Regions from separate parts of the Homo sapiens genome. Here all the other regions are linked to region 1. A link is a loop called in an ENCODE intact Hi-C map of the cell type or tissue named here. Cell type or tissue: endothelial cell of umbilical vein. All regions are shown on one strand.

What was found. Peaks named below come from ENCODE experiments on the same cell type or tissue, not always from the same donor. Only the 100,000 strongest peaks of a DNase experiment are listed, where the experiment ranks them.
Region 2: a loop joins it to region 1, with 3 times the contacts of the local background. A loop is called at or near these places in 27 of 110 quality-filtered maps.
Region 3: a loop joins it to region 1, with 4 times the contacts of the local background. A loop is called at or near these places in 5 of 110 quality-filtered maps.

The regions. Positions count from the first base shown.
Region 1 is chr3:133,941,322-133,949,321 of GRCh38, reverse strand. SLCO2A1 (solute carrier organic anion transporter family member 2A1) reads left to right here. Exons shown (of 14, transcript NM_005630.3): 7 at 351-429; 8 at 622-786; 9 at 1,877-2,066; 10 at 4,062-4,227; 11 at 6,554-6,717. Among named protein-coding and RNA genes, the nearest start is that of C3orf36, 16 kb to the right of the region's middle. RefSeq lists enhancers at 1-201, 6,157-6,745 and a silencer at 3,943-4,237. In endothelial cell of umbilical vein, no CTCF peak of the experiment used is centred here; DNase peaks (open chromatin) are centred at 4,121, 4,841, 5,581 and 7,671; H3K27ac peaks cover 3,672 bases.
Region 2 is chr3:134,024,460-134,032,459 of GRCh38, reverse strand. SLCO2A1 (solute carrier organic anion transporter family member 2A1) reads left to right here and starts at 2,535. Exons shown (of 14, transcript NM_005630.3): 1 at 2,535-2,753. The coding sequence starts at 2,658. RefSeq lists an enhancer at 2,040-2,540. In endothelial cell of umbilical vein, no CTCF peak of the experiment used is centred here; no DNase peak of the experiment used is centred here; H3K4me3 peaks cover 2,024 bases; H3K27me3 peaks cover 491 bases.
Region 3 is chr3:134,360,226-134,368,225 of GRCh38, reverse strand. It overlaps AMOTL2 (angiomotin like 2), which reads left to right. Exons shown (of 10, transcript NM_016201.4): 3 at 423-729; 4 at 1,799-1,943; 5 at 2,317-2,409; 6 at 6,419-6,714; 7 at 7,813-8,000. MIR6827 (microRNA 6827) reads left to right here and starts at 364; the gene lies at 364-422. RefSeq lists a silencer at 6,585-6,879. In endothelial cell of umbilical vein, no CTCF peak of the experiment used is centred here; DNase peaks (open chromatin) are centred at 3,065 and 3,895; H3K27ac peaks cover 4,898 bases.

The DNA of each region.
Region 1 (8,000 bases):
GGTAGGGGAGAAGCGTAGCCATGACAGATGGGGGTGAGGGGTGGGGTCCAGGAAGACACCTTTGGCAACAGTCATAGGAAAGTTAGATATGAAATGATATGCCCACAGGTATCGTGGGAGGCATTGGCATAGATGTGTTCTGATTGTCGGCCAAAACACCAGGCTCACGGAAATGCAGGTGCTGTTTGCTTCAGGAGAGCATTCTCTGGATGCCCTCCCATGCACACACGCCTGGAGGGGGCTCACCTCCACCCAGCCCTGAGCTTCTGAGGCCAGAGACTCAAGGGCTCAGGGAAGGGTGGCTACAGTGAGCCTGGGCCGTGAACACTCACCCCTTTTATTGCCTTCAGAGGGCTCCTGCCACAGCAGATGAAGCAAGGAAGTTGGAGGAGGCCAAGTCAAGAGGCTCCCTGGTGGATTTCATTAAACGTAACTGACCCTACAGCCCTGGGTGGGCTGGCACAGTGCGGGGGAGGGGATAGTGGCCAGGGGGACCCCAGCCCCTGTGGTGTTGTGTGCGGTAAGGGACAGTAGGAGCAGAGGGCCTGTAACTGGCCCATCCCCTAGGTGTGCCTGCAGCCCAGGGGTTCTGCCAGAGCCTTGACAGCGGTCTGTTCACAGGGTTTCCATGCATCTTTCTGAGGCTCCTGATGAACTCACTCTTCGTCCTGGTGGTCCTGGCCCAGTGCACCTTCTCCTCCGTCATTGCTGGCCTCTCCACCTTCCTCAACAAGTTCCTGGAGAAGCAGTATGGCACCTCAGCAGCCTATGCCAACTTCCTCATTGGTGAGCCCAGAGGGTGCTGCAGGATCCGCAGGGCTTGCCTGGGCCAGGAGGCAGGCACTCCAGCCACCCATCCAGGGATGGGCGCAGGCCAGACCGGACATAGGCAGGGTCCGGAGGAGGACTGCCCAGGAGAAAGAATTTTAAGGACAGTTTTCCTGGTTGGCAATCTAGAAAGTTCTTGGCAGATTTCTGACTCCTGTCCTTCCAGTCAGGAGTGGGTGGAGGCTGGGGGCTGCCTTCCTCCCTGTAAAGGGGCTGGAAGTCTGACAGCTTCCCAAAGGCCCTGACATCATCAGGAACAACACAGGAAAGAGGGAAGGTTGAATTTGAGGTTAGACAAAATGCCTCCGGGATTTTCTCTTCTTCCCTAGGGACCTGAGTATATTTGCTTTGGTTAGACAATATATGGTCCAGAGATTCTCAACCCAGGCTGCACCAGAGGCTCCTCTGGAGAGCTTTACAAAACACAGATGCCCAGCCCTATCCCAGGTTAACGAAACCAGAATCTCTGGAGGTGGCACCCAGCAGTAGTATTTTTTCAACTGTGTTGAGAACTACAGATGTGGTCCCACCAAGTACCCTAGGAAATCACTGGGCCCAACCCAACCCACAGGTGAGTTTAACCATATGGAGTTGGCAAGGTGATCAGTGCATGAGATTGGAGGGTGACTCCCGTGCACCCCCTGGCTGGTCCTTGGCTGTGGCTTTACCCCTCTGGCCTTCCATCTCTGACTGGTACATAGGGGTCATCACTCTTGTGTTGCTAACCCCATGCGGTCCCATGCAAAGAGGCCCCAAGGAATGAAATGTGCTTAATAAATGCATATTCAACCCACATCTCTTAAGCTGCAAGAACCCCACTTCTGTATTTTTTGTGTAGGCAAGGCAATCCTGTCTCAAGATATTTCTCTAGATGTGCCTGGCAAGCAGTAAATGCTCAATTAATGTCAGCTACTTCGATTACAATTTAACATACCAAATGTTCCTTCCTGAAGCCATGCTTCCTTCTCAGTGATCCAGCTCAGTGTTTGTAGCCCACATGCAGTCCCAGGCCTGTGCACCTGGATCACCTCCTTCTTTCCACTTATAGGTGCTGTGAACCTCCCTGCTGCAGCCTTGGGGATGCTGTTTGGAGGAATCCTCATGAAGCGCTTTGTTTTCTCTCTACAAGCCATTCCCCGCATAGCTACCACCATCATCACCATCTCCATGATCCTTTGTGTTCCTTTGTTCTTCATGGGATGCTCCACCCCAACTGTGGCCGAAGTCTACCCCCCTAGGTAATGGGAATAAGGGGTAGAGAGATCCCCTTTAATAAGGCCAGGGCTTAGATCTGGCTGTTATACATCTTCCTTCCTGCTTCCTTAACTCTATTCTTTGCTGTACACTTTTTTTTTTTTTTGAGACAGAGTCTCGCTCCGTCACCCAGGCTGTAGTGCAGTGGCGTGATCTTGGCTCACTGCAAACTCCACCTCCCAGGTTCAAGTGATTCTCCCAGGTTCAAGCAATTCTCATGCCTCAGCCTCTCGAGTAGCTGGGATTACAGGTGTGTACCACCACACCCGGCTAATTTTTGTATTTTTAGTTGAGGCGGGGTTTCACCATTTTGGCCAGGCTGGTCATAAACTCCTGACCTCAAGTGATCTGCCTGCCACAGCCTCCCAAAATGCTGAAATTACAGGTGTGAGCCACCCCGCCCGGCCCACTTTTGATCTGATCTCTCACGTGGCAACTTAGAAAATCAGGTCTTGAATGGTCTGCTCCATTATAAGAAGAGATCAAAGGCTCTTACTGGGCCACCAGCAATCAGGGTTAGAGTTCTGTTTTCTTAAGAAGCACCAAAAACTAATTTGTTTGATTTCAGGATGAATTTGTAGGGCTGTGAGCCACAGGAACCAGGAAATAAGCTATGTTTAGCATCAGCTCTGTGCTGGCTAGAATTTCAGTTTCATTGAGCTGCTGAAGAGAGATGAAAGGAGACTTGAAAAGATCTGGAGAAGAATAATGAGAGTGATGGCAGACTTGAAAAATTAGGGCAGGTGAGGAGAAGGTCAGGTAAAGTCTGCCTGTTGGTTTGCAGACAGCAATATGGGTCACAGTGTTAACTTTGGCTTTATGTTCAGGAAGAGCTTCAGAGCCCTGTGAGGGGAAGGATGCCAACCAAGGGGCATTTTATTTTATTTTTCCTGGGTGCCACCTGTCAACAAGCTTTTTTTTAAGACTTTGCCTAATGAAGTTGCAACATTTGGAGATGCTGTACCTTTCAGCCCTGGTATTTTCTCTGTTTTTTTTTTTTTTTCTTTGAAATGACCTCCTCTGTCTTTGGTGGGTGAAGGAGAGAAGGGGTTTGGGGGAAGGGAGGGTTGCTCGGGGTAGGGAGCTCACCCCTAGTCTGTACGGCACTTCTGCAGGCTGACTGTGGATTGAGGAAAGCCGAGAAGCCTTTGGGCCTTTTGGCAGCGTCCACTGGGAGTTTAGCACATGGCTTTGTCCTCAGACAGGCCTGGACTGTATACCAGTGTTCCTTACTAGTTGGGGGAAGTTGCTTACCTTATCTAAGCTTTGGTTTTCTAATCCACAACAGGCAAATAATTCACTGTAGACTCGTTGTGATGATTGTGCATGTAAAGCCCCCGGGCACAGTGCCTGGCACGAGATGAACTCTCATTCGTATAATTATACTAGTGAAATATCTGGACAGTGGTTTGTCAGCCCCTTTCCCAACCCTCCCCGAAGAAGGTCATGAATATCAGATACCGGGGAACAGTGGGAACAGTGAGATCAACCAGTGAAATCCCTCTGGTTGAAGCTCAAGGGGATGGAGTAACTCTGGGCAAGGTCTACATTAAGCCAGGAGACAGACAGCAAACTAAATCCTGGATTGCCTCAGCGGTCCCAGCCACTGTTTTTCGGCTGAAGAAGAGGGAAGGCGAATATTGTCTGTGACCTGCCCATTGCAGCTGCCCTTTCTGGGTGGTTGGTTGTCTTGACGCCTACTGTGGCAAGGGATTCACCAGCCAGGCCTTCCCAGAGCATAATTAGTGGATTTGGGCTCCCAGTGGCAGAAGAAATGGAGAGATGCCGTGACCACTAAACAGTGGCAAATTCACTGTTGGCTCCACCAGGCATAATTCAGATCCCAGGGTGGCACTGGCCCAAAAGAAATAAAGATGCACAGACACACTCACCAGGCCAGGAACTCACACTGGGCTGGAGTGTAGGGTTTTTCTTTGGTCTTGCTTTGTTTGATTCCCCGTTTCCTCTTTTGCTGGCAGCACATCAAGTTCTATACATCCGCAGTCTCCTGCCTGCCGCAGGGACTGCTCGTGCCCAGATTCTATCTTCCACCCGGTCTGTGGAGACAATGGAATCGAGTACCTCTCCCCTTGCCATGCCGGCTGCAGCAACATCAACATGAGCTCTGCAACCTCCAAGCAACTGGTAAGGGCAGCCAGGGTCCAGAGGCAAGAGGAGCCCCACAGGATCTCGGAGCTCAGCGCATGCCCTCAAAGACTGTTTCTCGGCTCCAGGATAGGCAGGGCTCCACACACACACTCATTACCAGCATCCTGGCCTCCTCTGAGCCACATCCAACCTCTCTCTACCTCCCTACCCTGGGGTCATGACCAGATGCTGACAGCCCACAGTCAATTAAAGACTGGCCGATGTCCAACAAATTCACATTCTTGAGGCCTAACTGCTCAGAGCAGAAACCAGTCAAAGCACTCCTTCAGCTGAGGCCTTTGAGCCCCATCCTGAGAGATCCTCATGGGCATCTCTGGGTCCTGCAGGCTGGCCGTGGCCCAGATAAATCGAGGGCATTAGGCTTCTGTGACATGGACCTGGAAGGGTAGAGCCAGAAGCAGTAGCTGAGGGCACTTGGTTCAACCCCTCAGCTCCCAGGTGTGGCCACATGGCTGGCCTGAAATCATGCAGCTATTTCGGGCTGACCTGGCACTTGAACCCAGGGCTCTGCCTCAGTCTGGGGCACTTCTATTCAAAGCCATGTATCTTCTGGCCACCAGCTTTCCACTTGGGCAACCTCCATTCACTAGACTCACTTGGCAAAGTACAGTCCTTTTTTCTGTGGCTCCACACCTCCTAGGATCAGCCAGCAGCAAACTGACTTGAGTCATTTGTTTAGTTATTCAATAAACAGAACACTGGGCACAGCCGTGAGTGCTGAGGATGTGATGGTGAACCCATCAGACAAGGTCCCTGTTCTCATGGAGGGTGCATTCTATCAAATCAACACACAGGATAATTCTAGAAAGTAACCCATGCCATGGAAGGACTTAATAGGATGGAGAGTTCCCAGGGGCCTCCGGGAGAGGGTGACATTAGAAGTGAACAACCAGAAGAACAGAATTCTATGCACACCAGGAGCAATGCATTCCAGATAAAGGGAGCAGCAAGTACAAGTCCCAAGGGCATGAATGTACTGGGCATGCTGTAGGAAAGAAGAGAAAAGGCCGGGCTTGGTGCTGTAGGAGGAGTGTCACACCCAGCTGGCCAGGGAGCAGGCAGGAGCCAGAGCCAGGCAGGCCAGGCTTAGGAACTGCTGAGCAATGAGAAGACTGTGCAGTTAGTGTAAGCTAGGAACATGCCTTATTCCCTTAAGCCCATATGGAGGGGATGGGCAAGCCTAGTGCCTACTTACCAACCTCCTCTGAAAGGACAGGGCAAGGCTGCTGCCACTGCCACCTCTGCGGGCGAAGGAGCGTGGCTCCCAGGCAGAGGAAGGACAAGGAACTTGGACAAGATGCTCTTTAAGTTGCCTTCCAGTTGTGGTGGCTTCTGTGGTTTTCTTATCTTTGTTAACTTACCTCTGAGTCACCTACTTCCAGAAATAATCTTGGCAAGTTTCCCGTAACAGCATACATACCTCAAGACAAAAACCCATTAGCAAAATATCAAGAAAAAAAATCAGTAAATTATAAAGAAAAAAAATCTCTAAAAAATCCAGACTGAGGAAAGTAACAGCAATATTTTATATAACTAACTTTGGAGTTTCCTAGGGGCCAAGTGAAGAGGGTGCATAGTTACCACTGTCGGCAGAAGGAAACATACTAGTCCCTTAGTTCCAATATTAGTCTTGTAACTGCTTGGACACTGAAATTGTCACAGGCTGGGCCATCTGACAAGGGCAGCGAAGGAAGGTGAAGACCACCAGACAAGGGCAGTGGCCACCAAAGTGAGTTGGACAACAGTATTGAGCCATATGGACTTGCAGACTTGAGACAGGGGCCTCCTTCTCTGGAGTCCCTTCTAGGCAGGAGTTCCTTTCAGGCAGGGAACTCCAGCAAAGGCCTGACAGAATCAGAACCCAGGGAATTCCACTGTGTTCCCACTGCCCTCCTACTGTTTATGCCTCCCTCTGCAATAAACACACAAACAGCAAAAACAACAATCTGCAAAACCACCACTGCTGGGCACAAGCCCTCCTGGGCCCCTGGCTCCAAGCTGGGGGTTGGGGGCCTAACCTGGCAGTGTTCCTGGGCATCCAGAGGCAGATATGACTTCTGGAGGAGCCCAGCCCAGCCCAGAAGATGGTTTCTGTTGCCCAAACAGTGACAGAGGTGGGACCCCTGGGGCAGCTTGAAACCCTCACCTGGCCCCAGGCTCACCCAGCTTCCCTGGGAACCAGACCCAGAGGACACAAGGGTTGAAACCTCAGTCTCCAACAAGAGCTGGTGCAGACGTCTGAAGTGTGTGAAAGTGAAATAATAACAAATTTCCCCCTTTTTCCCTCCCCTTCCTCTTGAAGATCTATTTGAACTGCAGCTGTGTGACCGGGGGATCCGCTTCAGCAAAGACAGGATCGTGCCCTGTCCCCTGTGCCCACTTCCTGCTCCCGGCCATCTTCCTCATCTCCTTCGTGTCCCTGATAGCCTGCATCTCCCACAACCCCCTCTACATGATGGTTCTGCGGTGAGTGGCAAACCTCTGTGAGTCTGGGGCGTGGCTTCTCCTTCCCCACATCTCCCTTTGACTTTGCGCCTAGTTGCCTGTTTCTCATCTCTCCCCCCTTTTGTGGCCCTCAGAGTCCTTTAAATGACAATGTGCAAGGTTCTTTTGCTGAGGGGAAATAATACTAATGGCAACAGTGCTGGGAGCCCTGCCCAGGGAGGCTCTGTGCTGAGCTCCTCATTGCAGGGCCTCATTCAGTCCCACAGCGTCCATGTGACACAGGCCCTGTTGGCGCCTCCACTCTGCACATTGGAGGTTAAATCACAAGCCTAGGCTGGGCGCGGTGGCTCGTGCCTGTGACCCCAGCACTTTGGGAGGCCAAGGAGGGCAGATCACCTGAGGTCAGGAGTTCAAGACCAGCCTGGCCAACATGGCAAAACTCCGTCTCTTCTAAAAATACAAAAATTAGCTGGGCGTGGTGGCCAGTGCCTGTAATCCCAGCTTCTTGGGAGGCTGAGGCAGAAGAATCACTTGAACCCAGGAGGCGGAGGTTGCAGTGAGCCAAGATTGTGCCACTGCACTCCAGCCTGGGTGACAGAGTGAGACTCCGTCTCAAAAATAATAATAATTAAAAAAAAAATCACTAGCCTAGTATGGCAGAGCCAGTGAATGGCTGAGCCATGTGTTGAAGCCAGGCTGCCTGGCTCCACACCATGGAAATGCCTGTAGGTTTGCTTATTTTTAAATCCTAAAAGAAATGAGAAGAGCAAAGAGAATTTAGTTGGATGCATAAAACCAAGGCAGGAAAACGTGGAAAGTTTCAGAGTCAGAGTGAGGGCTATGGAAAAGGATGAAAATGAGAAAATCCTGGTATGATTGGCTCCAGGACCAAGTTCCCAGGTCAGGAAGGGAGCCGCTGGCCAGAGCTGGAGGGGAGGAGCGGGGTGTCCCGTTACAGCTGGCAGCTGGCAATGAATGCTTCTGAGGTTTTCACTGGGAATGACCCGCTCTTCACCTCACTGGCTGCAAGGAGAAAACAACATTTGTACCAAATTCACCTAACCCACCCCCACTGCCCTCCCTCCTGTCCTCACTCACCTCGCAAGCAGAGAGGGCAAAAACACAGGATTTGGACTCCCGGTGCCAGGATTAAAGTCCCTGCTCTGCCACATACTGGCTGTGTTAGGGTGTTGCCTAACCTCATTGAGCCTCAGTCTCCTTATTCATGAAATGATGATGATGATATCGAACTCAAAGGGTTGGTGTCAGGATTATATGGTAAATTGCTTTGTAAATATAAGGTG
Region 2 (8,000 bases), 83 kb before region 1:
CTCCTCAAGTGCTGGGATTAGAGGCATGAGCCACCGTGCCCAGCCTATTTTTTGTATTTTTTCAGTGCTAGGAAATATTTACTGAAATTTAAGGATGGAAAGTCTGGGAGACCGACTCTAGGAGTGCTCTTGAAAGGAAATGGGTTACTCCATGTGTAGGTGTTGAAAATGTAAAACACAATATTATTTCTCCCTTTTTCCCTAATAAAACCCCAATTTTGTTCAGAGGACAGCAATAGTGTTAATTACACTTCTTAGCATCCTTTGCAGGGGGTAGCTATGTGACCCAGGTTTGGCCAAGAAGACTTAAGTAAAAGCAACTGTGCACGCAAGGGAGAGATTTGCTCCCTTGATGTAAGCATGGCCCCTTCCTGTTTCCTGTCTTCCACATCTTTCCTGGAATTAGGAGAGGAGGCTGGAGATGGAGCAGCCATCTTGTGACAATGAGCCAGCCACAGGGATGGGAACCACAGGCTAAGGAATCTTGAAGGGCCTAGGTCATGACCCCTGGACTACCTACTAGCAGACTTCTAATTATTGAGAGACAAATAAATCTCATTTAAGTCATTTTGGTTGGCTCTCCATTACATTTAGCTGAACTCCACCCAGTAAAGGTCAATGAAGGAAGATAAGCATCTGTGAGCATTTCTGAATAGGCTTTTCCTTTGGAGATGATGCTGGCGCTGACGGGAGGCAGAGGGCCAGGTTAATGGAACAGGACTAGGTGAGGGCTGGAGAGGCTGATCCTCCCAGGGGTTCTACCAGAGGATCACAGTGAGGCCTCAGGGTTTGAGAAAGAAGCTCCAGGCATGGTAGCCCTAAGGTGTCTGTGACCTTGGCCTGGGGGTTTTCTGGTCCCTGTTTGGTTCAACTTGCAAAATGGGGCTGTTGGACTAGACAACTTATCAGAAGGCATAGTGCTTCAAGTCTGGGCTTAGGAGTCAGACAAGGCTGAATTCAGGGTCCAGCTCCACCACTTGCTAGCTGTGTGGCTTTCAGACAGCTTTCTTAGCCGACTGCTCTAGCATCCTTGTTTGTGGAGTCCAGACTCCATCAGTACCTATACCTGTAGGGCTAACGTTGGGGCTTCATGAAATCATGCATGTGGGTGCTCAGCAGAGGGCCTGGTATGCCCAGCACACACCAAGTGCTCCATGCTGGTACCTGTCCTTGTGTGCCATGTTCTCCCAGTGGACAGATGGGACCTGGAATTCATGCCTCCTCTGGGGCTGGGGCTGGGGCTGCTACAGTGCTGTGGAAAGCCTGTCAGGATGTACCTCGCTCTGTGGCTGAGTGAAGAGGCCAGAGGCTGCCCACTGTTCAACATCTTTGGAATGCTGCCGTGTCCAGGGAACTTGGGTCGCAGGTGGATAGAAGCCCCCAAGCCCAGGCCAGGCCAGACCAGGCCCAGAAAGGTATCAGGTCTTGGGTAGAATAAGAAGCCTATGTGGTCTATCTATCCTGTGGCCTTTGTCTTAGCCAAAGCCTCCTGGATATTGACGGCATCTTTTCCTGGGTTTGGGGTGGGCTTGGAGAGGTTCCCTCTGCACGGGACTACAGAAGTGAGGGAGCTGGAAAAATGCCTCCAGAGCTGGATTCCTCACTGCAGCTGCTTTTGGAAGAACCTTCTTATCCTTCCCTTGAGAAGCCTCACTGTCTCTTCTCGGCGCTTGGAATCCTGTTAGTAGAAAATCTTGGGGAAAAAATAAACCCACTATTCATTCCAGCACTGAGAAGGAGGTCAGTGGGGTGCGTCCTGTTTGTCCACACCCCCCCCACCCCCTCTACCCCTCCCCCCAGCACCCCAGGCCAGACCCAGCCATGCTGACACTTGACAGCCCCTGCAGTTTACCTTGGCTCAGGTCCAGAGACTTCGGGCCCAGCCCCCACCTTTTCACCTTGTTACCCAGCCCCCTCTCCAGCGCAAAGAGCAGTTTAAATATAAATCAGTCCTCAACACAAACAGAGCTGCAGCGAGTCTCAGAGCCATCACCGGAACTGAGGGCCCAGGTTTTCTGCGAGTGCAAACAAGCAGAGACTGGCTCCGTAAATCTCCCCAAGAACGTCGGGAGGGGTGCTGGGGCTCCCCTCCACCCCCGGCTCACGTTGGCCCCTCCAGCGCCCGCCTCGGGCACCCTCATATCCCAGCCTTCCTGCCCCCCAGCCCTGCCAACCTCTTTCTCCATCCCCTCCACTCACCCACCTTCGCTTCGCCCACCCTCTCTTCGCCAGTCCCCAGGAACCTCCACCCCCTTGCAACCTCCTGCCCCCGCACAGCCCTCACCTCCCCTCCCCGGGCCCGCCACCTCCTTCCCTCCCTCTCCGCCTCCCGGCAGGCGGGATCTTCTCGGGGCAGTCAAGCCTCGCGGGTCGCTGCGGCGTCACACCTGTCTGAGGGGGCGGCGGCGGCGGCGGCGGCGGGGCGGGGGCTCGTAGCGCCTTTGACACCCGAGGAAAAGAGGGAGGAGGGAGAGCGCGTTTCATCATCGGCGGCGGCCACTTATAAAAACTTCTAGGCGCGCACTCGCTGGCTCAGTCTCCGCTCCGCGAATCTCCTCCGGCCACTGCCGCCGCGGTCGCCTCTCACCCGCCCGGCCGCTCCAGCCCGAGGCGCCCCGACCCCGCGCCACTCCGCGCCCGGCCAGCCGCCCGCAGCCATGGGGCTCCTGCCCAAGCTCGGCGCGTCCCAGGGCAGCGACACCTCTACTAGCCGAGCCGGCCGCTGTGCCCGCTCGGTCTTCGGCAACATTAAGGTGAGCGGAGTCCGCGGGGTCTTCCGGGCCGGAGCCGCGCCTGGCGCACCTTCGGCTGGGCACCCGCTTCTGTCTGCCGGAGCCAGGAGGCTCCGGGAGCCCCGGGCTCCCTCCTGTGCCGCGCTCCGATCTCATCCCCGGGCGACGCGTGCTGGGCGTGTGTGTGCGAGTGTGTGTGTGAGCGTGTGTGTGTGTGAGCGTGTGTGTGTGCGTGCGAGTGTGTGTGTGTGTGTTCACACGCCTTCATCGGACTAAGTAATGGGACAGTGGAAGTACCTGCTTACCGCTTACTCGGACAACTCCAGGCAGAGTTATAAGCGAGAGAATTGTCCTCGATGATTGAAAAAGATCATCTCGAGGAACGCTTTTTCGGCCTCCAGCGGGCGGTTACTTCGTCAATGGGATGGGCTTGGAGGTGCCAGGGGGACCCCCCGCGCTTTGGGGGACAGACTGTGTCTCGTCCGAGCCCCCTCGTCCTGGGGTGGGTGGCCTAAGGGATGTTCTCCTTCCCCAGGCTTTCTTCTCCCGCCAACGGGGGCGGGGGGCTCTGCTACCTGGCTGTGCCGCTCGCAGTTATGTTTAGAATTCCCTCTCAGCGGGCGGCTTCCCCAGGCTGGCAACCAACCCGCGTGCTCAGATTGGCTTCCCTGGTCTGGAAATGGCCCCAGGAAGGTCACAGCTCTCACGGTTCAGTAAGGTCTAAGCAGGTCCACTCACCAGGCAAGTTATGGGGAGCGGGTGAGAAGATAGGGTGTTGGCAGCTGTTAGGATGAGAGCACCTTTCCCATGGGGTCGGAAATGCTTTCCACTCCCTCACAGGTCCAGGAGGACCTGGAATGGTTCAATCCGCACTCGGGCTCTTTTGCCCGTTCTGCCTAGGCAGAAGTAACAATGGAAGATACCTCCTGAGAGGCCAAAGCTGCTGCGGTGAGGATGTGGGAGACTGCAGAGACTGCATCAAGGCCCCTTCTGGTCAGGGTGGGATCATGGTGTAGAGAGGTTGTTTCCCACAAACATACAGTCAGATGGGACTGAGTAAAGCCTCCGGTGGTGCAATTAAGGGGAAGCCAGATTACACAAAGGGATGATGGGGGTGTCCGTGGACTGGTTATATGTGTCCAACAGAAAGGGATCTGGAGGTCAGAGTGGATCTCACCTGCATACTTACTCAGCTGGGATCTCCACTCCTGCTTCTGCTCTTTCCGCACCGCAATAAATACAGGCTGAATTGATTTTGTAGTTGTATATGGATAAGCAACAGAAATTTTGAGATAGCTTAAAATAATCTCCAAATCTCCTCATTTTTGGCCAGACCTGGATGGAAATGTTGTGCGCAGTTTTGGTTCCACCATTTTGGAGAAATTTCATCAGGAATTTTGGAACCTTTGGTATTTATAAATTAGGAATTGAGATGAAAGGGTAGGGACTAGGATTAGATGGTGTAAAGAAAGGGGCCTCTGCAGGAACCAGGGTGGGGCAACCTCACTTCATTTTCACCAAGAAGGGCAGGAGGGACGGGTGTCCAGAACAGATTCCTGACAGTGAGGGTACAGCTGAATGAGACTGATCCGTTTAGACCCACCCTGGTTCCCTAAAATAAATGTTTATGGCAGCAATTTATTTGGAGATCTATATAAATAAGATGATTTCTCATGTGTTGATGATTTAACCACACGTACCTGAGGGCTGGGCTCAGGCCAATTGGCCTCCTAAAGGAGTTAAGTACTCATACTGGCTAAGAGTTTTTCTTGACTCTAAAAATGAGATTCTGTTAGTCATCACCTCCTTTGATCCATACTAATTGCAAGACCAGAGTTTGGAGGACTTCCATTTAACTCCACTTATCAGCCTGAAACCAGGTACGAGGTTGGATAGCTTAAGGTAAATCTTGAATCTCAAATTCCATCAGTTAAAGTCACTTGCACCTTTCCCTCCTGGGGCAATAACTGGGAGCTCTGCTATTTGAAGGGATATTTCCTCCCAATGAGAGTGCTTGTAATAGCCCTGCCACTTTGCAGTGGGGGATGGGTTGCACATATCTTGGGACATGTATGACATGGTGGTGTAGCAGGACGAGCCACAGACAAAACTCCTCAGACACTGAGTTAAAGAAGGAAGGGGTTTATTCAGCCGGGGGCATCAGCAAGACTGCTGTCTCAAGAGCTGAGCTCCCCGAGTGAGCAATTCCTGTCCTTTTTAAGGGCTCACAACTCTAAGGGGGTGCACCTGAGAGGGTCGTGATCGATTGAGCAAACAGTGGGTACGTGACTGGGGGCTGCATGCACCAGTAATTAGATCGGAACAAAACAGAATAGGGATTTTCACAGTGCTTTTCTGTACAATGTCTGTAATCTATAGATAACATAACCGATTAGGTCAGGGGTCGATCTTTAACTACCAGCGCTAGGGTGCGGCTCCGGGCTGTCTGCTTGTGGATTTCATTTCTGCCTTTTAGTTTTTACTTTTTCTTTCTTTGGAGGCAGAAATTGGGCATAAGACAATATGAGGGGTGGTCTCCTCCCTTATTCCCCTCCTTTGAGATTCTCACTCAATAGTGGGAGTTCTCACTTTCATTTTTACTACCTGTGTCTTCTTGCAAGACAGATCGATAGTGATTCATATAGTACACTTGTGCTGAACCTTTTTGGTGAACTAAGGTAGCGATGAAGCTTTTTATCATTTGAAGAAGTATAGGTAGCAAACAAGGGAGCAGTAAGCAGGTTCCTATTACTATTATAACTCTTATTATTAGAGTTTTAAATTCTCTTAGCGCTGGGAACCATTTTCTAAACATGGCCCCAGGATCAAATCCATGCCACACTTGCACAGGCACATGTGCCAGTTTTGTCATATCTCTTAACTGTGTCTTCAACTACTTGCCCTTGATTATCTATATGTAGGCAGCAATTAGAAAGGTTAAATTTCCTACAGACCTCTCCTTCAGCTGCTAGCAAGTAGTCAAGAGCTAATCTATTTTGATAGGTAGCATTTCTCATCTGAGTTTCTTGCTGGGCCAGAATAGTCAAGGCTCTGCCGGTTTTATTAGTGATTATTTTTAAGACAGCTTGTAACCGTATGATTCAGTTGATCACGTAAATGGGGGTCTGGTATCCTCACAAGCCGTCTTGTGCCTAGCAGGCCTATAATATTGTATGATTTTCTCAGGGGGCCATTTATCATTTTTTCAATTTCCTATAGCTATGCTTCTCTTTTCGCGGGAAGCATAGACAGGGAAGCCCAGGAGTTCGCCTGTTTTTATGGGCAGTAGGAAAAAGATGGTTTAATAGTGCCAATAACAAAACTACCTGCCTACTGGTCAGGTAATTTGGCGTAAGCTCTATGCCTACGTATCTAGTATAATCCAGTGGGGGCTGTCTAGTCCCGGTGGGACTCCGGGTGGGTCCACACGGTTTGCAACTTTGGGAATTTACTAAATGGATTTCTCTCTGTGTGATTAGAACTCCACCAAATGACTGTTTTTGTGATACCATTATAAGTTTCTGTCCTAGACAAAGAAGTCGTCCTATGGGGTGAGTAAATTCTTTTCCTTCTCTAGCTATGCAATATTGTCCAATAATTGAGGCTTTTAGGACCTAGAAATTATCAGGGTGATTCTTCTGAGCTGGGAATTCATCAGGAACTGGGTCTGTAGGTACTAATTCTCGGGCTTCCCATGGTCATTGATCTCTTATTACAGTTCCTCCACATACATAACATGAAGTGACATTGAGAGAACATGCTCAGCTAATTGCAAAAACAAATTTCTTGTTTTTCCTGGAATTTCTGGTACTGGCACATTTAGTTCATCATAGAAAGTTTGAAACACTGGCTTAGGAGAGCGTTTGTAAACTTCTCTTCAAACCAAGATATTTACTCGAGGATCCAGTCCAGCCCCATTGATTCCTAAGGTCACACGCTCCTCTTTTTTCCAGCGAGGATCAAGGGGATTGGTTATTACTAGCTCTAAGGGGTTACATTGTCCCTTAGTACAGGAAGGGCCATTTTTTCCTTTCTGAAGGTGGACTGGATCTTTTTCATTTTTTTTTTATCGAAGTGGCCTAAATGACACAAGACCAGTATTTACATTTCTTTCCACACAGTCTTAATTTATGACAGATGTACTTATTTTCTGCTATATAGCCTCTTTTCTAATTAAGAGAACCACAGCTTATTCCTAACTTATTACTATTAATGACAGCACAGGCATCAAATTTTAAGATGACTCGTTTGGGCACCCCTTTTTCTTCTGTTTTGGCTAGCACTTTACTCATATCATTTGTGAGCCCTCACCAGTCCTCAGTCCTCAATCTAATTTTAAAAACTGTGGTCATGGGAGGCTCAGATGGGTCATAACACACATCAGGTTGGTCATTTCCTGGGCTACATACCTTGTATAGAATTATATTATACAACAAGTTCTTTTTAGAGTTCCAGTACGCTTATAATAACCATAAAATAATAGGACCGTAGCAACCTTTTGTCCTACCTCAGTGACTTGATGTATACACTGGGAATAGTCCTCAGTCTGAGGAAGGTCAGTTGAAGTCCTTATTGTAAAAATGCAAATTTTAAGGAAAATGAGTCCCGCAATGAGTTTTCTCATGCTTCGGCCGTGCATGGACCAGTCAGCTTCCGGGTGTGACTAGAGCAGGGCTTGTCGTCTTCTTCAGAGTCACTTTGCAGGGGTTGGCAAAGCTGCTCCCGTCCACATACTGCTCACAGTCTACTGATGTTTAAGGATGGTCTCGGAGGTTGGGCCTGTTAGAATAAACTGAGTCCAACACCTCTACACAGTTATGTTCAACTGGGCTCTCTGATACTGGGAGCAAGGTGGTGGGGTTTAGGGTGTTGCAAACTTCAATGGTTATGTGGGGATTTTCACATAGCAAGCTTTGGTACTTGGTTAATCTAGCATTTGTTAACTAATGATGTCCTTTGGTAGTCATTAAAGTTACCACAGCATGGGGAGCGTTTATATTCAGGTTTTGCCTAAGGGTTAGTTTATCTGCTTCTTGTGCTAACAGGACAAGAAGGCCCTTGTTGCTGCTAGGGCCCTTAAACCTGGGGGCCAGGCTTTGGAAACCCCGTCTAGTTGTTTTGAGAGACAGGCCACTGGCCTTGGCCAGAGCCCCACAGTCTGGGTTAAAACTCCAACTGCCATTTTTTCTCTTTCTGACACATAGAGTGTAAAGAGTTTTGCCAGGTCATGTAGCCTCAGGTCTGGGGCCAACATGAGTTTTTCTTTTA
Region 3 (8,000 bases), 420 kb before region 1:
GACATGGCCTCCAGCCCCAAAAATAACCTTCCATTGATTAGAAGTGTCAGGGTGCATTTTTTAAGATGATGTATTTAAGCATTAGTTGCTTAGGAGGCCCAGGATTGCTCAGGCTGATCCCCAAGGCCCCAGCCACTGTGAGGCGGGTATGAAACAAGCATCCTGACATTAATCCCCTCTAGCCCTGCTGTCTGACTCTTGAGAGCCTCAGGCAGAAACATTTGGAAAAGGCCTTCCCTACTGGTCCCTGCCTAACACTAGAGGGTTGAATAATTATCTGCAGTAATTTTAATAATATATTAATTATTGATAATAATTAACCATCTTCCCAGTATGCCTAGGAGTGGGGTGACCCCGGGCTGCTCTGGTGGGAGCCATGAGGGTCTGTGCTGTCTCTGAGCACCGTCTCTTCTGTTCCCCAGGATCCTGCAGGCCCAGGTGCCTCCTGTGTTCCTCCAACAGCAGCAGCAGTACCAGTACCTGCAGCAATCTCAGGAGCACCCCCCTCCCCCACATCCAGCTGCTCTCGGCCATGGCCCCCTGAGCTCCCTCAGTCCACCTGCTGTGGAGGGGCCAGTGAGTGCCCAGGCCTCCTCAGCCACCTCGGGCAGTGCCCACCTGGCCCAGATGGAGGCCGTGCTGAGGGAGAATGCCAGGCTGCAGAGAGACAATGAGCGGCTGCAGAGGGAGCTGGAGAGCTCTGCGGAGAAGGCTGGCCGCATTGAGAAGGTAGGCCCTGCTGGGGCTTCAGAAGGGCAGACCAGAAAGAGACCCCGAGGGGCTACCTGGGGAGTGGGTAGTCCAAGGAGAGGCAGAGGAGCCTGAAAACTGTTTGGCTGGATTTCTCCCTATCCCTCTGTCTTCCACCTCCCTCACTCCTCATGCACCCTCCTGAGCTGACTCCAGACAGCTGGGGAACAGCCGAGAGGCCGGCAGAGCAGGCCTGGAGCATGAACAGTTGCTGGCCAGTGGTGATTAGAAAGAGCCCATTCACCAGCTCCTTGCACACTCGCACCCTTGCCCTGCACACACCCCCTCCCATGGACACCTCCCACAGAGAGCCCTTTGTGTCCCCCACACAACAGCAAGTCTGTTCCAGGCCAGCCCTGGCCAAAAAGAAAACTTCTCCTCTTGGAAAAAAAATGGGCGACTTGTTGGAATCACAGGCCAGCTAAGAGCACGTGCGGAACCTGCCAGCAGCCAAGTGGGAGGAGCAGCCGGGGCCCAGCTGGCCCTCTGGGTGGATGGTGATGCCTGGGACACCAGGCAGAGGCAGCTCTGCCTGGTGCCCGCTTCTTTAGTGAAGGGTTACCAGTTTTCCGCTGAGGCTCAGTTTTAGCAGATGGCCTCAGGCCTCCCTTGACTGTCCTGTGGTGTCCAAGTTAGGTCAAACCACCCCATCATGGCTGGAGTCTTTCGGTGCCCACTTCTGGCCAACTGTACTCAGTTTCTTGGTGGAAGCCAGCCAAGAGTAGAATGTTTCCTTCTGGACACTGGGCACAGGGAAGCTGTGTTTAGTCACCCCGCAGGCAGCTACTTCCAAAGTACCTGGCCCTGGGTTCACTCAGCATCTGGTCCTTGGGGCAGCCGATGGGACCGTTGCTTGCTGGTCCCAGCAGTCTATTCTACTTCCGGAGGCTACAAGCTTCTGACCATCCCACCATAGTCACCTGGAGGTTTTGCTCCTGTTTGGTGGCCTCTCATCTGTCACCTTTTCTGATGGAGAGTAGTGGGTCAGCCTCGAATCACTCCCTGGGAGCTCTCGCCTTCATTCAGCTCTGCTGTCTGACTCTTGCAGCTGGAAAGCGAAATCCAGCGGCTCTCTGAGGCCCATGAGAGCCTGACCAGAGCCTCCTCCAAGCGTGAGGCCCTGGAGAAGACCATGCGGAACAAGATGGACAGTGAAATGAGGAGGCTGCAAGACTTCAACCGGGATCTTAGAGGTGAGAGCCAGTCACACAGGTGGAGGTTGGAGAACCTCTGCAGAGGACTTACTTCTTTTGTTCTAGAGAAAAATTGGGAATCTCTATTCTCTGTCAAAAGTGCAGATGAACTCAGAGAGCCAGGCTGAGACCCCTTTGGAGCTGCCCTGATAGAGAGATGCTTGTCTCTATGTACTGGGCCTAGGATCCCCTCAGGGATGATGGCTCTTGACAGAGGAGGCTCCCACCCATGGGGCCCTGAGCTGAGCTGGGGTTTCCTTATGAACCCATCCCCAATATGGAGGATACAGCCCCATCCTGATAGGACGTCAGGAAAAATCCCAAGCTGGCAGCTTCACCTGACACTAAAACATCTTTCCTTCCCTTGAAACAGAGAGATTGGAATCTGCAAATCGCCGCCTGGCAAGCAAGACACAGGAGGCCCAGGCCGGCAGTCAGGACATGGTGGCCAAGCTGCTTGCTCAGAGTGAGTAGGGGCCCCACTAAGAAGCCTGGCCTGTGTGCAGGCAATGGGACTGCTGCACACCCTCTGGACTAGGAAGATTGGCCTTCCCCCTTGCAAAGTAGTACTTTGGGAGCAGGTTTACTGCCCACTGTATGCCCAACACTAGACTGGATCTGGGGATAGTGGGGATAAGTGGCTTCCAAAGAAGAATAGGATCTAGTTCTGTATCTTTTAAGAAGATCAGCTGACACAAGAGGGAAAGCCAGGGAGCAGTGATTTGCTGAGCTTCGGTGCTGACCACCAGTGCAGTGCATTGGGCAGTGCGGGAGGCAAGGTAGCCCTGAAGACAGATGAGGTGAAGGAGAAGGACAGGTCTGAGAGCTTCCCAGGGAGTTCCTGGCAACAGAAAGGTCGGGAGTGTGCAATGGGAATGTGAGAGGTAGGGGGGCATGGTGGAGCTGAGCCATAGCAAGCCAAGTGGAGGCATCTGAGGCAGCCAAAAATGGGATCCTAGACCTTAACCAACAGATGCATTCTAAACGGGGCGGTCTAAGCATCCTTGAAGAATGGGCAAGTTCATTGACTAGTCCATTTATTCATTCATTAGCAGATGTGTTTTAAGCAACTGGCAGATGTTCAAGAGAGAATGGGAGCAGGCCCAGGAAGGTACCATGGCAGGGAGGTCAGGAAGGAAGTGGTGAGCTTAAGAAAGGAGCAGGTTCCCACAGATGCAAAAGAACAACGGGGGTGGCCCTAGAAACCGGTGATTAGGAGCCCCGGTGGCCTGAGAGAGGGGCTCTGTGGGGATGGCAGGGGTGGAGAGCCAGCCAGAGGTGAAGGAGCTATTGGGCAGTTCAAGAGGTACATGGGGTGGGTGGCAAAGGGAGCCCTGAGCTCAGCAGCAGGAGGCTCTAGCAATCAGAAGAGACTAAGAACAGTTATTTATTGAGCTCCTACTAGGAGCTTTAGTGCTGTTCAAGGTGTTTGCAGAGAAGTGGAATGGGAGTGGTTGGTAGCTGGGTAAACATGGCTTTGAGTCTTCACAGGAACCCTACTGTGAATGGCACAAAGGGTAGTGTGGGGTGCAGAAATGGAGGAGCAGCTTGAGGACTTAGCTCTGGCTGGCAGCACCCCTATCTTCCTTCAAAGAGGGTTCAAAGACTAGGGCAGGGAATGGGGGAACACAGCACTGAAGGAATTGACAGGGTGGGGCAGGAGGTAGGCTGGTCTCTTCTGGCTGGGTGGGGTGAGATGGCAGCGGCTTAAGGTCTCTGGGAAGGAGTCAAAGGGAAGGAGGGAGAAAGGGGAGGGGGCAGCCCTGGGGTTTCCCTGAGGAGTCTGGGGAGGAGAAGCTGCAAGGGCACGGCAGATTAGGGTGCCTGTGGAGGAAGGCGGACTTCTGGAGCCTGACTCTGCCAAAGAAAGGAAGCCATGGGGCGGGTTTCTGGGAGCTTGCTAGTGGGTGAGAAGAGGGGGGCCGGCCGGGAGGCGTTTCCGCTCCCCGGGGAGCGAGTGAGCGCCGAGCTGTTCTTGGCTCCTCGCTGGAGCCATTAATCTTGCAGCCGCGGGTGACCTGGATGCCTGGCATTCCAGAGCCGCGAGCTGTTCCGCTCCCGGCCCGCCCCCCGCCGCTCCCTCCCGTGCGCGCTGCCTGGCGCCCTTCGCCCGGCTTTGGGAGGAGGGAGGGTGAGCACAAAGGGAGCCTGGAACGTGGAGGTGGGGGCTCGCTCGCTGCCCAAGGCGCATCCCGGGTCCCGTCGGCGCCTCGCCTGCCTTCCTGCCCTCCTCCGCTGGCCTTCGGGCGTCCTCTTCCCACCCGCACCCAGACCACTTATTTCTTACTAAGGAGCTCTCCTTCCCGAGATCCCGCAGGCCCAAGGTTTTATCAGGGTCCTGTTGGTAGGGGATGGCCAGAGCTCAAAGCCTCCCAGCCCCCACCAGGGCCTTAGAGGTTGGACAAGGCTGCAGGAAGCTTCTGGAAGCAGAGGGCTGGGTCCTCCGGCCCCTTCCTCCCCCAGGGCTGAGGAAACCCAAGCAGCTCTTCCTTGCTCCCTAGTAGCTATTGCAAAGGGAGGTGTCTGATTGACCTCCCTTTTATCTGGGGTCAGTCAACACTAGGAAAGTGTGGCCATTATCACCAATGCCATCTGCTTTTCCTCCTAGGCAAGCCACGCAGCCCCCCAGCACTGCCCTTCTGGCCCTTCTAGGCCAGCAGTGCCCCCTGGGGATCTGGCCTTGAGGCCTGAGGCTGGCCTGTTAGCTCCACCCCCTTGGGAATATTTCTTCTCTCCCTGCGCCCCAGATTCTCCAGCTATAAGATGAGACAGAGTCCTTCCCCACAGAGTCATGCTAAGGCTGAAATGAGATGCAGGCCCTGGGCAAACTGAACGCACAGGTGGACTAGGGGAGGGTCCTCCCTGCCTGAGTCCCAACCTGGCTGCCCCTCCTCAATGGATGTTAACACCCCACTCAATGGATGTTAAGCCAGCGAAGTATGAACACATCCGTTTCAATATTATTGGACTTCCTCGTATTTTCCTCCATGCCACAGAATGATACCATCCTGGGCTCAGCCTTCAAACATCCAAAATGAATCAAGAGCTAACCTGAGTTGCCTCTGTGTCCTCCCTGCCCTGCCCCAGGGACCTGAGTAAATGAATCCTCCCTTCCACATGCCAAGGTCTCAAGCCTTCACCCTTCTGTTCCAGAACTTGCACTGTCCTATATGATAGGTACTTAGCTGCATGTGGCCCAAAGATTGAAATTAATGAAAATAAATTAAATTTAAAATTCAGTTCTCCCATCTTACTAGCCACATTTCCAGTCCTCAGTGGCACGTGTGTCTAGTAGCCACTGCATTGGAGGGTGCCGTATAGAACAATTCCACTCTGGCAGAAAATTCCACTGAATCAGAATGCTGTTCTAGAGACAGTGCCTTTAGGTTCATTAGCGGGAGCCCATAGCCCTGCCCCCCACCTGCTCTCCAGCAAGGTAGGCAGCTGACCTGCTCCTCAGGGGGCAGCCTGGGACTCTCAAGGGGCAGGTGCCTGGGAGGTGGATTTAAGGCTAGAACATCAGATGGAGGGCTCTGTGGTCTGGCTTGGGCTTCTCCTGGCCCTATGGAGAGGGCCTCTGAGCAGTTTCTTTGGGCAATTAACAAAATGATTTAAAAGTCAGGATAGCTTGACCCTTACACACTAATCTTTGGGCCATAGTCATTTTCACTGTACTGCAGACTTTGCATTTCCTTCTGAGCCTGGTTGCTTACATCTCAGTGTTCTTTTCAGACCATGGAAGGAAATGTAGCCCTCAACGGACCTCTCGGCCTGGGTCTGCAGAAGGAGCCCCAGAGCTCTGGGTGGCCTATAAGTACAAACGCCTCACCATGTAGCCAGAGGCAGCCTGGGCCTTTGTAGTGTGGCCAACTGGGGTTTCCATTTGGCAGCACCATTCACCTCCTATGTTTCTCCCCTATAAGTTGGGGATCCCAAATCCTCCCTGGAGGGGCTGGAGGATTCGTGGAATAAGATGTGTAAGGGCCTGGTGTGCCGACAGCCGATGGTGGTTCTGTTCCCCCTTCTTTCATTCTCCCACTGGAAGGAGGACCATGTCACAGCCTACCTGAGTCTCTATTTTCTCATCTGTACATGGGCATCACAGTTCCTACCTCAACAGTCTCGAGCCGTCACAAGGTTCAAGGGATATTGTGGATGTGTTTTAGACATGGTGCCCCTGGCACAAGTGGATGGTGTTTGGGGCTGTCCCATGGCAGTATGTCCCAGTAGAAAGGCAGGGTAGCCCAGTTGTTACTGCAAGGGTCCTGGAATTGGGCTCTGTCATTTACTCCTGACTTAACATGAGCCTTGGTTTCTTCTTCCATGAAACAGGGTTAATAGTGGTACCTTATTCCTGTTATTTTTGAGAGAATGAGAAGCAACTGTGCTCATCCAGTGGTCAGCACTGAGCCCAGGAGGCAATGGGGCCAGCCAACGTGGTCACTGTCACTGATCAAGCCTCTTTCTCCCTACAGGCTACGAACAGCAGCAGGAGCAAGAGAAGCTGGAGCGAGAGATGGCACTGCTGCGCGGCGCCATCGAGGACCAGCGGCGGCGTGCCGAGCTGCTGGAGCAGGCTCTGGGCAATGCGCAGGGCCGGGCAGCTCGAGCCGAAGAGGAGCTGCGCAAGAAGCAGGCCTATGTGGAGAAAGTGGAGCGGCTGCAGCAGGCGCTCGGGCAGCTGCAGGCAGCCTGTGAGAAGCGGGAGCAGCTGGAGCTGCGTCTGCGGACTCGCCTGGAGCAGGAACTCAAGGCCCTGCGTGCACAGCAGGTGAGCTGAGAAAGTCTCCAGGCTAGGGCAGCATCTGAGGATGTTGGCTTCCCTTCCTCCTCGGGGACTGTAGGTTTGGAGGCCAGGGCTGAGGCCCCGGGAGCCCCTGCTTAGATCTAGGCTGCAGGCCCGTTGGAAGGCGGCGAGGATGATTGCTCTCTGCTCCACCTTTGCTGCGTGCTCCCTTCCACTCGTTGTCTTAGTAGAGGCCCTGCCACCTGGCCCATGTCCAGCCTCGGGGGACTCCTGTCCTCGGCAGCAGCAGGGCTAGTTGTCCTTGACCTCTAGAGAAAGTAAGTCAGGAACCTGGATATAGAAGGCCTGCGAGCTTTTTTTTTTTTGAGATGGAATCTCATTCTGTCGCCCAGGCTGGAGTGCAGTGGCGCGAACGCTCACTGCAACTTCCACCTCCCAGGTTCAAGCCATTCTCTTGCCTCAGCCTCCCGAGTAGCTGAGACTACAGGCGTGCGCCACCACGCCCAGCTAATTTTTGTATTTTTAGTAGAGATGAGGTTTCACCATATTGGCCAGGCTGGTCTTGAACCCCTGACCTCACGTGGTCCGCCGACCTTGGCCTCCCAAAGTGCTGGGATTACAGGCATGAGCCACTGCGTCTGGCCACCAGCCAGCTTTTATATGCCTCCCCAAGATTGGGAGGAAAGATGGTTGTCCAGATCCACTGTGCTTAGCCTCACTTCGGACTTCTGTGTAAACAACTCTTGGTGTTTACAAACCAAATAGAGTTATTTCTCCACTCCCAAACCTACCCTTGCCACAGAGGTAGTGTGACTGAACCCCCTGGTTTGCCCAGTTCTGTTCTAATGTACACCAGTTTTCCCAGTATAATTATTGATAGCACCCCCTTTGCCAGTTTGGAGGATTATCTGTCTGGTCTCTATGCCCTTGCCCTAGGATTCAGGGCAGGGGTATGGGGACCTGTGCTGTATCCCCATTTCGGTAGAGGAAGGATGGGGAAATGTATGCTGTGTATGGCTGAACACGTACATGTACAAGTGACAGTCGTGTGGAGGCGAAGACCAGTGGCTGCCACACCCCAACCTGCACCCTTGACCACGGTCTCTACTCCTTGCTCTGCAGAGACAGGCAGGTGCCCCAGGTGGTAGCAGTGGCAGTGGTGGGTCTCCAGAGCTCAGCGCCCTGCGACTGTCAGAACAACTGCGAGAGAAGGAGGAGCAGATCCTGGCGCTGGAGGCCGACATGACCAAGTGGGAGCAGAAGTATTTGGAGGAACGTGCCATGAGGCAGTTTGCCATGGATGCGGCTGC